Linked DNA regions of Homo sapiens: region 2 is linked to region 1. A link is a loop called in an ENCODE intact Hi-C map of the cell type or tissue named here. Cell type or tissue: heart left ventricle. All regions are shown on one strand.

What was found. Hi-C counts contacts between places; a loop is a spot of excess contacts. Peaks named below come from ENCODE experiments on the same cell type or tissue, not always from the same donor. Only the 100,000 strongest peaks of a DNase experiment are listed, where the experiment ranks them.
Region 2: a loop joins it to region 1, with 2.4 times the contacts of the local background. A loop is called at or near these places in 23 of 110 quality-filtered maps.

Annotation. Positions count from the first base shown.
Region 1 is chr2:105,916,289-105,924,288 of GRCh38, reverse strand. No RefSeq gene overlaps it. Among named protein-coding and RNA genes, the nearest start is that of ECRG4, 150 kb to the left of the region's middle. In heart left ventricle, a CTCF peak has its summit at 4,233 (motif pointing left); a DNase peak (open chromatin) is centred at 4,818; H3K27ac peaks cover 712 bases.
Region 2 is chr2:106,071,731-106,079,730 of GRCh38, reverse strand. ECRG4 (ECRG4 augurin precursor) reads right to left here. Exons shown (of 4, transcript NM_032411.3): 2 at 7,840-7,887; 3 at 5,688-5,845; 4 at 1,576-1,966. The coding sequence ends at 1,805. Among named protein-coding and RNA genes, the nearest start is that of ECRG4, 10 kb to the right of the region's middle. In heart left ventricle, no CTCF peak of the experiment used is centred here; no DNase peak of the experiment used is centred here.

The DNA.
Region 1 (8,000 bases):
TTTATTCCCAGACCTCATGATTCTCTATGGAGAAAATCTGATGGAGTCTGCAGAAAAGCTATTAGAATTAATGAGCTTAGTAAGGAGATTGCAAATACATCTTGCTAAAATCTCTCAAATCAAATTTTAAAATAAGGATCCTCATTAATGACTTTTCCTATAATACACTGAGTTAGGGAAATAACACTGAAATCTCAAGAGTGAATGAACTAATTTTTTTATTACCATGTATTATCTTTTGAGACAATATGGTCATAGATTGAGAAACTGAGTGCAATAGGCCATCTAGTTGCCTCAGTCAAATCTGATTTAGCTCTACTGAAAGTTCTTTTTTTTTTTTTTTTTTTTTTTTTTTTAGATGGAGTTTCACTCTTTTCACCCAGGCTGGAGTACAATGGTGCGATCTCAGCTCACTGCAACCTCTGCCTCCCAGGTTCAAGCAATTCTCCTGCTTCAGCCTCCCAAGTAGCTGGGATTACAGGCCCCAGCCACCATGCCTGGCTAATTTTTGTGTTTTTAGTAGAGACAGGGTTTCACCATATTGGCCAGTCTGGTCTCGAACTTCTGACCTCAGGTGATCCACCTGCTTCGGCCTTCCAAAGTGCTGGGATTACAGGCATGAGTCACCACGCCCAGCCTGAAAGTTCATTTTCATACAGACAAGAACACTATTCTGATGCCAATGAGCTTTCAGGTTAGGAGTCTTTAAAATACTTTTCTGACACAAAAATGAGCATGCTGTTGTTTCTTATTTGATGTTTCCTCTTTAGGATGCCTCTCAGTTTCTGCACAGGAATTGTCTACAGCAGTAGTTTGCAAAGTTTGATTTCTATTAGAAATGAAATTTTTAGGTCTCCACCCAGACCTCCTGAGTCAGAAACTGTGGGGGTGGCCTCCAGCATTCTTTATTTAATACTCTTTTGAGGGGCTTCTGATGCCTGCTAAGCCAGAACCACCAGTCTATACAAGCTTGGGGTATGGGAAAAAAATTCACTTACGAGGTCACTTTTACTGTCTGAACTAAAGTGAATTCCCTGAAATAAAATTGGCAAAATGTTCCCTACTTTTCAAAGTTTTGTTCTGTCTTCAGTTTTCTTTCTTTTTTTTTTCTTTCCTTTCTTTCTTTTTTTTTTTTTTTTTTTTGCCAGGCAACTTTTTGGGGAAGCACACTAAGCTTTAGATACACTATTCATTTCCAGTAATCAGGAGAGAGTCATCAAAAGTAGAGAGAATAAATGCATTTTTATATGTTAACACAATAGATTTACTATTCAGTTACAAAAATGATGTAGACACACACAGAGAGACACATACACACACACACATACACACAGACAGGCACAAACCCAGAGGGTTTTTATTAATAGAATGTGGAGGGAAAGAAACATATGCAAAATAACACAGTATGGTTCCATTTATATATTATTTAAAAATAGACTCAGCTGAACTACACTGCATACACAGGTGATAAATCTATTAGAGTCAAGAGCAGTATTTTATTTTTAAAAATAATTTCGACTTTTATTTTCGATTCAGGGAATACATGTGCAGGTTTTTTACATGGGGTTATTGTGTGACACTGCGGTTTTGAGTACAAATGATGCTGACACCCATGTAGTGAGCGCAGTACCCCATTGGTAGTTTTTCAGCCCTTGCGTCCTTTTTTCTCTCTTGCCTCTAGTAGTTCTCAGTATCTATTGTTCCCATCTTTATGTCCATGTGTACCCAAAGTTTAGCTCCCACTTTATAACTGAGAACATACAGTATTTGGTTTGCTGTTCCTAAATTAATTTGCTTAGAATAATGGCCTCTAGCTACATCTTTGTTGCTGCAAATGACATGCCTTCACTCTTTTTTATGGTTGCATAGTATTCCATTGTACTAATCCATTCTCATGCTGCTATAAAGAACAGGCCAAGACTGGGTAATTTACAAAGGAAAGATGTTTAATTGACTCACTATTCCACATGGCTGGGGAGGCCTCAGGAAACTTACAATCGTGGTGGAAGGGGAAGAAAATATGTCCTTCCTCACAGAGCGGCAGGAAGGAGAAGTGCAGAGCAAAAGGGGGAAAAGTCCTTAAAAAACTATCATATCTTGTGAGAACTCACTCACTATCATGAGAAAAGCATGCAGGAACCCCCACTGCCAAGATCTAATCACCTCCCATGAGGTCCCTCCTTCAACACACAATTCAGATTACAATTCAAGATAAGATTTGGTTGGGGACACAGACCATGTCATACATGATGTATATGTAACACATTTTCTTTATGCAATCCACCATTGATGGGCACCTAGATTGATTCCATGTCCTCGTTATTGTGAATAGTGCTGCAATGAACATACGCATGTATATGTCTTTCTGGTAGAACAATTTGTTTTCCTTTGGGTTATACACCAGTAATGGTGGTTTTGATTTGCATTTCTCTGATGATTAGTGATGTTGAGACTTTTTTCATGTTTGTTGGCTGCTTGTACATTTTCTTTTGAGAAGTGTCTGTTCATGTCTGTTGCCCACTTTTTAAATTTGTTTTTTGCTTGTCAAATTGTTTAAGTTCCTTATAGATTCTGGATATTAGACCTTTCTTGGATGCATAGTTTGTGAATATTTTCTCCCATTTTGTAGGTTGTCTGTTTAGAGTATGATTATTTTAAAGTCAGAATAGTGGTTACATCTGGAGGGAAGGATGGTTCTTGGGTGGGGAAGAAATTTATGGGCAAGGGGCTCTGGAAACTTAATAATGCTCTATTTGTTGACCTGGGTGGCCATTATGTGGGTGTTTGAGTTATATGTCAAACTGTGCATTTAATTTTTTACTACTTTGTAGGTATATTTCACAATCCAAAACTGTCTTTAAAAGAAAGAAAGCCAGATGCTGTGGCTCAGGCACATACCAGCACTTTGGGAGGCCAAAGCAGGTGGATTGCTTGCACCCAGGAGTTTGAGACCAGCCTGGGCAATAGAGTGAGACCCTGTCTCTACAAAAACTACAAAAATTAGCCATGAGTGGTGGCAAACTGCCTGTAGTCCCAGCTACTTGGGAGGCTGAGGTGGGAGGATCACTTGAGTCCAGGAGGTAGAGGCTGCAGTGAGCCATGATCACACCACTGCACCCCAGCTTGGGTGACAGAGCAAGACCCTGTCTCAAAAAACAAAACAAAACAAGAACCAAAAACAAAGAAAAAACAGGGTTAGGGATCACCCACTCTAGGCTAAGTAGTCTGCCTCTTTCTCGCCAATTCGTAATGCCAACACTTTCCCTTTCTTTAGAGACCACCACTTTCAGCACTTGTAGTCACTTCCAGACCAAATGCCCTAAGGATACAATTAGACTGACCTTTCTCAGGTTTTAATTGACTTTCCATGATAACAGACGAGGATTTCACTTTTGGCCCTTCCCTTGTGTGCCCTTCCTCTATCTCCCAGGACTTTTGATAATTTTCTTTCCACCATTTTCTTCCCTGTTTTGGGGGATGGGAATTCCTAATGGTTTGATTTTTAGTGCATCTCCTATCATTTTGTTATCTTTTCTCTCCATTATAGAAGATGACCTTAAAATTATGCCCAATTATTCTAATAAATCTATTAATAGACTCATCTTGTTTTTAATATCCAACAGATCTTTTTTGTTTTCTAGCTGTTCTTGTCTGATAGCACCTAGTTCTTTTTGCAGATACACTATATTCTAAGAAGAGTATTGCACAGCGTTACAAAGATATGGAGGTACCCTGCTGGGGGAACCTGGGAATTCAGGCAAGTGAACAGCCCAGACCAGCACTATCCCATAGAATTATAATCTGACTCAATTATGTCACTCTAAATTTTCTGATAGACCCACTGGAAAAAGTGAAATGGAAGAGGTTGAAATTAATTTTAATAAAAATGTTTTCATCCAATATATCCAATATAATATCATTTCAACATGTAATCAATATAAAAACTTGTTAATGAGATATTTTACATTTTTAATTTTATTAACAATTTGGTATAGGTTTTACACTTAAGCATATCTTTATTTGAACATGTCACATTTCAAATGCTCAGTAGCTATGTGTGACTCATGTTGTATAGTTTGAGTCTGCAGAGAGCTGCACCAGCCATGCCTGCAAACTAAGTTCAAATCTGCTCTGAGATCCCCAAGAATGTACTTTCTGGCCTGGTTCCCATCTTCTTGCAAGTTGCTTCTGGAACTTTCCCCCAAAAGCCTGCCTCCTGGTGGTAGGGCCTGGTACCTTACTCCATCTCAGGTCCCCAGCCAGCACCCATCCCTCCTCTGCATAATTTCCCCTCTTGGACATCATCTGTGTTATTGCATTTGCTCCTGGTCTCAACCCTTTCAAACTTCTGGTTCCTCCAGGGATCACTTCAGGGGACCTAGTTCTGTGAGCAGCATTCTTGGGCTCCACTTAATACCCCCAGGCTGCTGCCCAGCTGCCCAGCCTCTTAATCTGGCTAGAAATGCTGTGGCTGAAGGTTTCATGAATGGCTGAAAGGAGCTCATCCCTGTTACACAGTGTCTGGCCAGCAGCCAGTTTATCCCCAACCTCAGACTCCAGGTAGGGTGTGGGCTCCTGCTCCACTCACAGCTGCTGAAGAACTGGTGTGGCTTGGGGCTACTGTGTCTAGGGCCTGGCCTCTGGGCCTTTGCATAGGTAGAGAGAAGACAAGGCCAGGAGAAATGCAGCAGGGGACAGTAGGAGGAGGCAGAAGAGATGTCCCCAACCCCTTGGGGGTGGAAGGCCTGGAATGAGGAGGCCCAGTCTCTACCCTCTGGGATCCCTGAAGGCCAGACCAGGCAGGTGTGCCTGGTGAGTCAGCCCTGGGCCCCTGCCATCCTCCCTCTACTTACAGCTCACACAATAGCTCAATTGTGTCATTGCACTTAGCTTTGGCTTGGGTTCCAACCCAAGGACGTAGCCCAGGGACCTCTAGGGACAGAGAGAAACAGCTATGAGAGAGGTCTTTGTGCAAATCTATTCTGCAGAAAGGAGGCCCAGGGTTATGGTCAGAGTGGCTGTGGCTGACAGCACAGCATAAGAAGAGCCGGTCTCAGCCACTGGCTTGCACTGATGGCCAGTGTGTGTCGGAAAGTGACAGGAGGAAGTTTATCAAATAGGTGCACAATTGCTGTGCATTTTAAGTGGAGGTTCACACAAAGGACTCTGAGAATCTGAACTCCAGGAGAAGTTAGCAAAGTCTCAAGATATTGCAATAATATTTAACCAGATGAATAATTTCAATGTACTGTATTTATCTTTTTGTCTGTTGTCATCACATGCAGAAACCTATTTAAGACTGTTTGAAAATAAAAAAGAAGGGTTGTTTAGGTCAGCTGAGAGTCTTCTGGGGCCAACAGCTCAGCCTTCCCTGAAGAAAAGCTTAAACGCATTTTTGCAGGAGGTGAAATTTCTGAACGGCTATGACTTATGTTAATCTACTACGGGTGTGCTATCGCTACCGCATGTTTTGGCACAGGCCATAGCGAGGCACTAATGTCCAGACAGAGATGAGGGTCCTAAGAATTGCACAGCCAACCCTTTTGTCCAAAGTGTCAAACATGGATGTTGCAAGGGGTGCTTTCCAGGTCTTAGCATCTTGTATTCTAAAGGAAATAGGTAGCAGAAGGGTTTTTTAACTGAACGTTGTATTAAGATCTTAAAAGTATAGCTTCCATGGTCCCAGGTTTGTCCAGCCTGTGGACTCCATGTTGTGACATTATCAAGGATAACTCTGGTTTTTCTAGCTTTATCCCATTCATTAATGCCAGGTCTCCAGTTTCACTCAAAGTCTTGCCCAGTCATTTCCAGAGACATTGGGTGCATCTGTGTGGATCCCTTGCATTCTTCCAGGGAGGCCTTTCTTGCCTGTGCCCACTACTCCGGCCCCGTTGTGTGTATAGGGATGCCATTTTCTTCAGCATGTGCGTCCCCCAGTGAGCTCAGATGGGAACCCATGGTGTGAGGGTGGGGACCGTTCTCAGGCAGATATGATGCTCTCCTTTTCCTTTTCTCCTCCCCCACCCCCACTCCTTCCTTCTCGTTCTGTCAGGAGCCCTCATACAAACCCATTTCTGCCTCACCTCCAATTACACTTTCACAGACAAGTCTGAACCTAAGTATCTTAAATAAGGAGGCTCCACTACTAGTGGATTTATTTGAGGACTAAACTCCGGGGGAAACTCTCAGGGTGTAACAGGATGTAAACTGGGACTCTGTATCTTTCACTTTTGGCAGGAGCCCCCAGGGCTGAGGACAACGTGGTGGGCTCATCTCTCAAGGCAGAACGATGGGTGCTGTGCCCTAAAGCAGAGTGCATGGAGACTATGGAGCCAGTCCTGCCAGTGTCACCCAGCAAGGCCTCAGAGCAGGTTCTGGTGGAAGAGATTGGCGGTGGGGAGTATGTGTGGGTTGCCCATACCCCACAGAGAGGAAGTACTTCCCCTTCCCTCAAGACAAGTGATTTGGACTTCATGAGAGCTGGATATCCTGTTGCCTAGAGTTTGGGATGAAGAGAAACTTTTGTTTCCCACCTACTAAGCCTAAGGGCTACAGCAGCTCTTCGGTAGGAGCAGAATGAAGAAAACAGGCTAGGTTGGAAATAGTGGGTTCCCAGCTGGGTTGAGAACAGTGCACGTGCACTTGCATGGAGGGTGATGCGTTCTGGAGAGCAGTCAGGGACCCTGCAGAGAGGACCTGGCCTGGGGTCATCATAAGGGGGATCCCACCAAGGAGGACTGTCTGGGACAGAGGAAGCCTCCAGCAGAAGCTCACAGGCCATGGGAAGAGTCAGACAGAGCCACACAGAGGACAGACGTGATCCACATGTCGCAGCAGGGGGATTCCAAGCATTGGCCAATGTGCTTTGTGGGAGGAACAGCCAGCAATTGCACATCTATCCACATCCTCATTACAAAAGAACCAGTCAGGAAAGGCATTTCCTCCACACACTGCGCCTTTCTGCCCCTTTCCAGCCCATTGCAGTGAGAGGGAGGTGGGGAGGCAGGTGAGGAGCAGGGAAGGAGCTGCCATGCTGTCGCAGGTTTCCAGCCAGCACAGGCCTAAGATGGGGTCACTTTCAGCTGGACAAGATTTTGGAATCCTGTTGTATGGGAATTTTCAATTATTGAAACAAGACTGGTTTTGTGCTTGAAGGGGCCAAAAACATTGGGAGACTTGCTCAAGATTTCATGCACAGGCAGGAAAGAAGGAAAGAGTTTAAAGGAGCCGTGGGAGAATCAATCATTCTCTGCTTGCCCCTAATGAAGCCAGCTGCAGAGAGCACTGGTAAACACAGTCACTCACAGTTAATCTAGGTAGAGGAATTTAAAATACTACCTAGGCACAAATCTAAAGTGCTTCTGCTGTGAGAAGCCAATGTCAGATCACTGAGGTCTCCACTCACTCAACATCTGGATATTGAGGACCATGAGTGCTATTAGCGCCCTAAAGGCTGTGTTTAGGACACCATGTTTTACTAAAACTCTTATCTCTAAGCATCAAGATCCCACCCGGTGTGGCAAACATCTGAGACCCAGTAAGAGAAGAGTGGGCTTCCATTTCCTCCCTCACACTCACCTGGAGGCAAATTCCATGCCCGCAGCAGAGGAGCAGTGGAGTCACCTCCACTACAGGATTTCAATGTCATTTCTCTCATTCTCCTTCCTTCCCCAGCTCTCTCTGCCTGCATACTTGAATTTACATGGGCAGTGTCGAAGGAAAATAAAATCTTGGGATCCCAATTAACGATGCCAAAAGGAAAAAACTAAGCTGAAAGTGGAGTAATGCAAGACCTTTCCTTTTGTTCCTAAGCAGATAGCTACAGATAAAAAGTAGCTTCCCAGGTAGCTACTCTATGTTCATCTTATCCTTACATAAAGTGCCAATTTACTGAGCATGAGAGGAATATCTAATTGACTATTCCCCTACCTGCTCCTTTTCTCTTTTTTCCTTTTCTTTTTTTGAGACGGAGTCTCGCTCTGTCACTCAGGCTGGAGTGC
Region 2 (8,000 bases), 160 kb before region 1:
TCTGCCTCCTGGGTTCAAGCGATTCTCCTGCTTCAGCCTCCCTGGTAGCTGGGATTAGAGGCGCCCACCACCATGCCCAGCTAATTTTTGTATTTCAGTCCACTTCGGCCTCCCAAAGTGCTGGGATTACAGGCATGAGCCACTGTGCCTGGCCTGGTTCCTCAAAAAATTAAACATGGAATGAATATATGATCCAGCAATTCCAAAGAGAATTGAAAGCAGGGACACAAAAAGATACTTGCACACCCGTGTTCATAGCAGCATTATTCACAAGAGCCAAGAGATAGAAGCAGCCCGAGTATCCATGAATGGGTGAATGGATAAGCAAAAGTGGCCTATCCATACAATGGAATATTATTCTGCCTTAAAAAGGAATGAAATTCTGACACATGCTGCAACATGGATGAACCTTGAGGTCATTAAGCTAAGTGAAATAAGCCAGACACAAAAAGACAAATACTGTATTACACTACTTATATGAAGTCCCTAGAGTGGACATTCGTAGAGACTGAAAGTAGAATGGGGGTTGCCAGGGGTTGGGGATAGAAATGGGGAGTTAGTGTTTAAAGGATACAGTATCAGTTTGGGAAGATGAAAAAGTTCCAGAGATGGACGGATGGTAGTGACGGTTGCACAACAATGTGAATATACTTAGCCACCGAATTGTACACCCGAAAATGCTTAAAAGGGTAACTTTCATGTATATTTCACTACAATTTTAATTTATATGAATCCCCAAGAAGAAAAGAATGACCTTTGTTTATGATTGTCCGTAACACCGCTGCTCTGAATCCAGTGCTTCCTACTGGGCCTAGGGTTATTGATTACATAGGGTTTGTGAATGGGGGTGTGTTTCAGAGGCTATCTGCAAAATTGCATGTAATTTTTCTGAGGAAAAGAGCAAAAAGCTTTCAGACTGTCGGAGGAGTCTGTGACATACAAAAGTCTGAGACCCATTCTGAGTTGCCCCCCTCATGCTGTTAATCTCCTCCCCCACCTCACCCCCTGCAGTTCTGCGTAGTCTGGGACCAGACCCCCTCCTATCAGCAAAGGCTCAGATTCTTCACTCACCTCCCCCGTCTTCTTATCCTCCCTCTCCCTCACCCAAATACCACCTTTTCTTTCATTCACTCAGGTTGTTTACAATGCAAAGAATATTCTTAAATATGTCTTAAATTCATGGAACAAGGTTTTATTTTTTAGATAACTGTGGCTCTGAAATCAACCAAATTTCAGGTTTTTTTCTGTTGCCCTTCATTTCCTGGATGGTAACATTAAACAGGTCCAGCTGTAGCTCAGAACCAGAAGGGTTTTCTGTCAAATGATTGGAATCCTCCACGTTCTGTAACCACAGATTATTTTCAACTAGCTTTTCTTGCTGATCGTGTGCCTTGCATTTCATGTAGACTGTGTTCTAACAAACTGAAGACCTCTCACTCAGTCCTGTGGTCTGCCTGGGTGGTGGTGAGGAATCTCACGGTGATAACAGAGAGGTGCCTCTCAGACGCAACTTCAAAACATCAAGGGAACGAGAAATGTCACCAGCTTAATTTGCACCCAAATGAATTCTAAGACTTTTCTTTTTAACAAAATGCTTTATTTCTATTTTTAAATGAGAGGCATTCCCATGAAATATCAAAAGGCATTTACATGTGTTGTTTTAACTCTTCTTTTTTGATCACACAAAGTAGGTAGAAAAGATCTGCTGAAATAGAGCAAATCAGAAACCAAGTAGTGTAAGGCATTAGGAGATACATGAAGAGAATCGCTATTTGCTTCTTGTACAGCGTGTGGCAAGTCATGGTTAGTAGTCATCGTAGTTGACGCTGGCTCCATGCCTAAAGCCGTAGGGGCTCCGGGGACCAATTGCAGAGTCTTCATCATAGTGACGTTGGTAGTAATCGCCATAGTATTCATGTCCATTTCGATCTCTGTTAAGCCAATAGGTGATGTCATCTTCAAATTTCTGGAGGAAAAGAGAGAGAATGATAGAGAATGGATTTAAGGTCATGCAGTCCCCTAAGACCTAATCTTACCTATGGCTTTTCTTCATGGTGGTTTTTCTTCAACGATTAACAACCCTTAGTAACTCCCTGTTACCGTATTCTTGTGCTCAGAGGCCAAAACAGTCAGCAGTATTCACTCTGATAAAAGCTATCTTTTCCCAAAGGAGTGCAGGCCCATACCTTTGCAAACTTTTGTAAAATATTTGCTAAGTGTATTCCAGACTTAAATGTTTTTCTCTCTCTTGGTAAATCAAATGGACAGGTGCCCAAATACCATAACAACTTGGCCTGACCCTCAGACCACATCTCACTGTGGCAAACACTGTCTTATCTTCCTACCCCATTCCTGTGCCTGGCCCTTTATACTGCATGTAGTAGATGCTTAATAAATGTTGCCTGAGTTAGATCAACCACTGCATTGGCCTATTATAGTGCCAGGGCAGAGAACTGGGGGTACATTTGATGGTGACTCTTATACCTGTGTTGTTGGTTAGAGTGTACACAGATGCATTTATTTATTCTGCAAATGCTTTGAGATGGGCACTGTGTGTCATGCCCTGTGCTGGGCACTGGAGGGCTGCCAAAAACAGTCGTCTGTGCCTTCAAGAAGCCTACTGTTCCTGAGTGACAGATATGAGAAGAGACAGTTGCAGATAATAAAAGGGATAGAGAAGCTAAAGCTGAGTAAGTAGTGTAGAATGATGGTCAGGTTTTGGTTTGGGCAACTGATCTTGGCTATTAATACATTTTTTTTAAAGGAGAGACTAATTTTTCTTTGGTGGTGGTGAAGGTGCAAGATTAATTTAGACTAGGACTCGTGTGCTGATGCTCAGGACATCGCAAGAGATTTAGTGTGAGAGCAAAAAGGCAGGGAGATGACAGATGGGCTGGGTGAACGGGTCATGCCATTGGGGTGCAGGGCCAGTTTTTCTCCAAGCGTGGCCCATGCACCCCAACATCCAAATCACAAATGCAGGTTCTCAGGCACCAGCCACTCCATGCCTCCTGCATGGAACTTTCTGATGTTTGGGACTCAGCAACCTGTTGTTATTTTAACAAGACTGCCAATGAACATTAATTAATATTGAGAACTTTGTGAGGCTGGAATCCCCAGCCTAGCCCGTGTCTGTGGTCTCTGGGGCTCAGTGGTCATCCACTCTTGGTGGGTACTGGGCCAGCTAGTGCTGGGCTAAAGAGCATGATTCCAATTTCTCACTGCCATTCTCTATACCTGGGGTCTGAATCATCTGAGCCCACCTCAGCCTCTGCCTTGGGAAGGAGGACACCGACTTCTTTGGCTCCATCTCTAGTTTTGCTTTCCCATAATACAACATTTTTGGCCATGGTGAAACAATCTTGCCTCTTGGGTTTTCTCATTTTATTTTATTCATTTATTTATTTTTTAAGAGGGAGTTTCACTCTTTCACCCAGGCTGGAGTGAAGTGGCATGATCTCAGCTCACTGCAAGCTCCACCCCCCACCAGGTTCAAGCGGTTCTCCTGCCTCAGCCTCCCGAGTAGCTGGGATTATAGCCATCTGCCACCACGCCTGGCTAATTTTTTTGTATTTTTAGTAGAGACAGGGTTTTGCCATGTTGGTCAGGCTGGTCTCCAACTCCTGACCTCAGGTGATCCACCCATCTCGGCCTCCCAAAGTGCTAGGATTACAGGCGTGAGCCACTGTGCCCAGCCTCTCATTTTACAAGTTTGCTTGCAGTTTTAGCTTAAATATGTATTTTCAAAAATTTTTTAAAATCTTTGATGAATACAGAAATAATATAGATTAAGATTTTAAAATCTGTATGTGAGAGAAGAGCATAGAAAAAGAAGATCATATTCCTTTGCCAGAGACCACTAGTGACACTTGGATGTAGTCATTGTACTCTTTTTAATGCATATTAAGTTACTGTAATCTTATTTGATCCTCATCTTTATTCTGGTTTTGTCACCTGACATTATTTGAGTAGTTTCTGCATGTTAAACTCTCTTTTTTTTTTCTTTTTTGAGACGGAGTCTCATTCTGTTGCCCAGGCTGGAGTGCAGTGGTGCGATCTCAGCTCACAGCAAACTCCGCCTCCCGGGTTCGAAGGATTCTCCTGTCTCAGTCCCCTGAGTAGCTGAGACTACAGGCGTGAGCCACACACCTGGCTAATTTTTTGTATTTTTAGTAGAGACGGGGTTTTGCCCTGTTGGCCAGGCTGGTCTTGAACTCCTGACCTCAGGTGATCCACCTGCCTTGGCCTCCCAAAGTGCTGGGATTACAGGCATGAGCCACCATGCCCGTCCCTGCATGTTAAACTCCTAATGCCCATTTTAATGATGGTCATCAAAGAAATGCAAATTACTGAAGGAGGATATAGCATTTTCATCTATCAAGTAAGCAAACATATACTTTTAATTTTCAATGAGAACACCAGATGCTGCTGAAGACGCCAGAAAACTGTTGCTCTTACATGTGACTCACAGGAATGTGCAGTTTGACAATACTCAGAGATACTTAAATGTGATTCCACCCTTGCCCCAGGAACCTCACTGGGAAGAATGTGGTCTAAGTAAAAGGCAAACTGTACAGAGATGCAAATAACAGCACCTGCCTTTTGGGTTGTTGTGAATGTGAAGTAAGTTCGTACCTCTAAGTACTTAGAATCATGCTTGGCTCAGAGTTTGGCTATACATGTTTACCTATTTGCACAGAAAAAGAAAAAAAAAAGCAAAAAGACACTTAGGGAACAAGTAATATGTCCAATGGTTGGAAATGTGAAGGAAATTTTGGTATAGCCACATGATTTCACTTTATGTAGCCATTACAAATGATATGTCTAAGGGGTTTAGTTTTTTTCTTCACCTACTGCAGTATTGTGTATACACCGTCTAAATGAATCATGTGCCCATTTTGAAAAACACATCCAACTGCCCATTTGGAGGTCCTGCCTATGAAAAGCCCATCTGCTCCCTGGTGGGGCAGCACAGGCCACAGGTCCTCCCTTTACGTCTCACACAGGGAGCTCAGCCTCCTCAGTCACCATGGATGGATGCCCATGCGGCAGCATCTATGACTTCCATGGGCTGCCGTCTCACCTCCACGTGCACCCCAGCTGGGAGCCTACGATCATAAACTCTTTGTCTTTCATTCAATGAATACGTCCACCAATGCCATCTAGGCGCATGAACTGTAAACCATCTTTTCCTATAAGTGCATTGACAAATTTTCCCCAAAACCTCTACAAAGACCCATCCTCTCTTTACAGGTCCCTTTTCATCTCTTTTCATTATCATCATAGATCCCGGCATCCCTGTTGTTTCTGACAGTCTTCAAGTTAAAAGTTAATAGGTTTTGGGGGATTGTGAGTTATTTTAAGAATACCCTGGCAAAACTGTTCAGCCAAGTTAAAAGGGTTCCCGAGAAAGTCAGATTCTCGATGAATCTAGGTCCCCGCTGTTTTGGTTCATGACTGCCGTGGGTTCTGCCTCCTGAATGTACCCTGGTGGAAACTTCCAGCCATCGCCCTTACACCATAGGTAACATGATCCAGTGCCTGATAGCACTTGGCATATGATGGGGCTCTTACTCTAGGAATGAACAGCAAAGCTGAATTTTCTGCTTCCTATTTCCCCGAGCCAGGCCTCCTCCCTGCCACCCTTCCCTGTGGAAGCCAGGCCTGCAGCCGGAGGCAACACCTACCGCTTCGTCAAAGCCCATGTAGAGAAACTGCTGGTACCACTGCTGCACCTCGGGCCGAGTCCGGTCCCACAGCTGCCGCTTCTGGCGCTTCAGGCTGCCAAGGAATTCTTTGGCTTTATTCTCATCAACGGCCACTTTAGTCTTAGTTGGAACAGGTGCTGAAATCATCAATTCCCCATCCCCAAAGCACAAAGAATGACTTCCTTCCTCACTTGCGGTGAATCCCTGTTATACATCCCATCCCCCACCACCATGTGTAGGAGGGTTTTGACTCTCAACTTCATTCTTACTTGCATGTGACAATGTGACACAGCCTCGTAGATTCTGTCACCATGCTTCCTGTTAGTAAGTGTTATTTGGTACAACCCTATAAAGGGGCATGGACTAAACTTCAACCTCTAGGTCCTCAGGGTAGAAATGAAATTCAGCTCATCTCCTGCAGCCCACTCGCACCCAGGGCCCAGGCCTTTCCCGGGGCAAATGGCCCACCCCTCAGGCTCCGCATTCAGGAAACAGACTGGATATCTAGTGCCACACAGGTATACGGGCATGTCCATTGCATATGCCAACACAAGAGGGTTGTGCTTGGCTCAGGAGATTATGTAAGAAAAAGGAACTGGAATGATGAGCCCCGGGTGAGCAGGGACCAGACCCTGCCCAACAGTACAGCTGATTCTCACACCAGGCTGCTGGGACACAGAATCCCCTTAAGCCAGTGCCTCTCTGCGCCTCACAGTCTGACCATTGATGCAGGATACTGACCCGCACCCTCACACTGCTGCTGCTAACGTCTTTCCATCACAGTCTCAATTGTTGAAATGGAACCACTTCCGCAGGATGTGCTCGAGGAAGCCACTGTGCCATTAGGCGTTTTTCTCCTGCTGTCACGTTTTCAGCCTCTGTCCCCGTATCTATAAAAGTGGGTGGACAGTCCCTCTCGATGACGTTAGGAAAAATGCACAGGATCATGGAAATGCAGGCCTGGTGCATTCGTTGGTCGTATGGACAAATACCAGCAGGGGTTTTTGTTTGTTTGTTTACAATCCCTTGAGGGATTGTAACACTGTTTTGTACACAGTAGTTGCTCAATATGTGTTTCTTGATTTGAACTGAGTCAAGGCTGCGGGATGCACACCAAGGAGTTGTGACTGCCTCAGCAGCTTGCTCACCTATGACAAACTGGCTCTGTGAGGGCGTTGTTGATCCCTGGGCATCCGTGAGGTAAGGCTCTGGCCACCACACAGCACAGGGAGGGGGCCCTCTGAGCCGCCTCAGAGATTGGGGGTGGGCCAGGGCTTCTTGGGTGGCTGGAACCCCAGGAAAAGATGCTGGGACCGCCCCAAGCCTGTTCTCCAGCCACCTGTGGGAGGGCCCCTGAGCAGCAACTGGGGAGTGTGGGAAGAATGACTGAGGACCCCACTTCAGGGAGGAAGTTCAGCCTGCTAGAATCCCCCACAAACTAGGAGGGAAAGAATAACTGACTAAATGGTCACATCAGAAGTGTGGTCACACTTTTTCATTTCTAAGGGATTCTTAATTTTACAGATAGAGATGAAAGTTGGGAGAGGGAAAATGACATTCACGAGACCCCACAATTGATCCACCTGATCTGATTACAGCAGGTCCAGAACCTGTGTGTTGTGACCCCCAGACTGTTCAATTTCTATGACATTTTGTTGCTGTCACATTTATCTTAGATGCATTATTCAAAACAGAGGCTAATAACAAGAAAGGCTTTCCTGTTTGAAACCCTTCCCCAAGAGCTCTTTGGATACACGGACTACCGCAACACTGCTGTTCCACGCCTGCCCCACCAACTGAGGATTATGTGTTCCAAAGATAGTCTCTAAAGTGCTCCATGGTCCTAAAATAAATAGCATGCAATTAACACTGTACTACTGTTTCTTTTATTTTTGAGTCCACACTGACAGGTTTCAGAAAAATAACCTTCAGACATTTACTGGCAATAATATTTATCTAATAAGATACCACACCACATACCAACAGAATAAGCCCTTCATATCTGCTAACCTTTTAAGGAGTAAACACTTTTGATTTTCCAAATACAAGACTCCAGTGAGCACAATCCATATTGCCATTTCATTTCCATCCAGTTAAGAATGCATCCCTTATCCATTTGGGGTATATTTACCTTCTCGTTTTTGAAGCATCAGCTTGAGTTTATTTCCACTTATGCCACCTAAAGGAATGAAAATTGAAATCCATATCAGAGTTATACTGCTCCCTTCAATTTATCAAAGGCAAAAATCAGAGTGGGAGAAAAGAACTGCGGGCCCCTGCCTTGATTTGGCA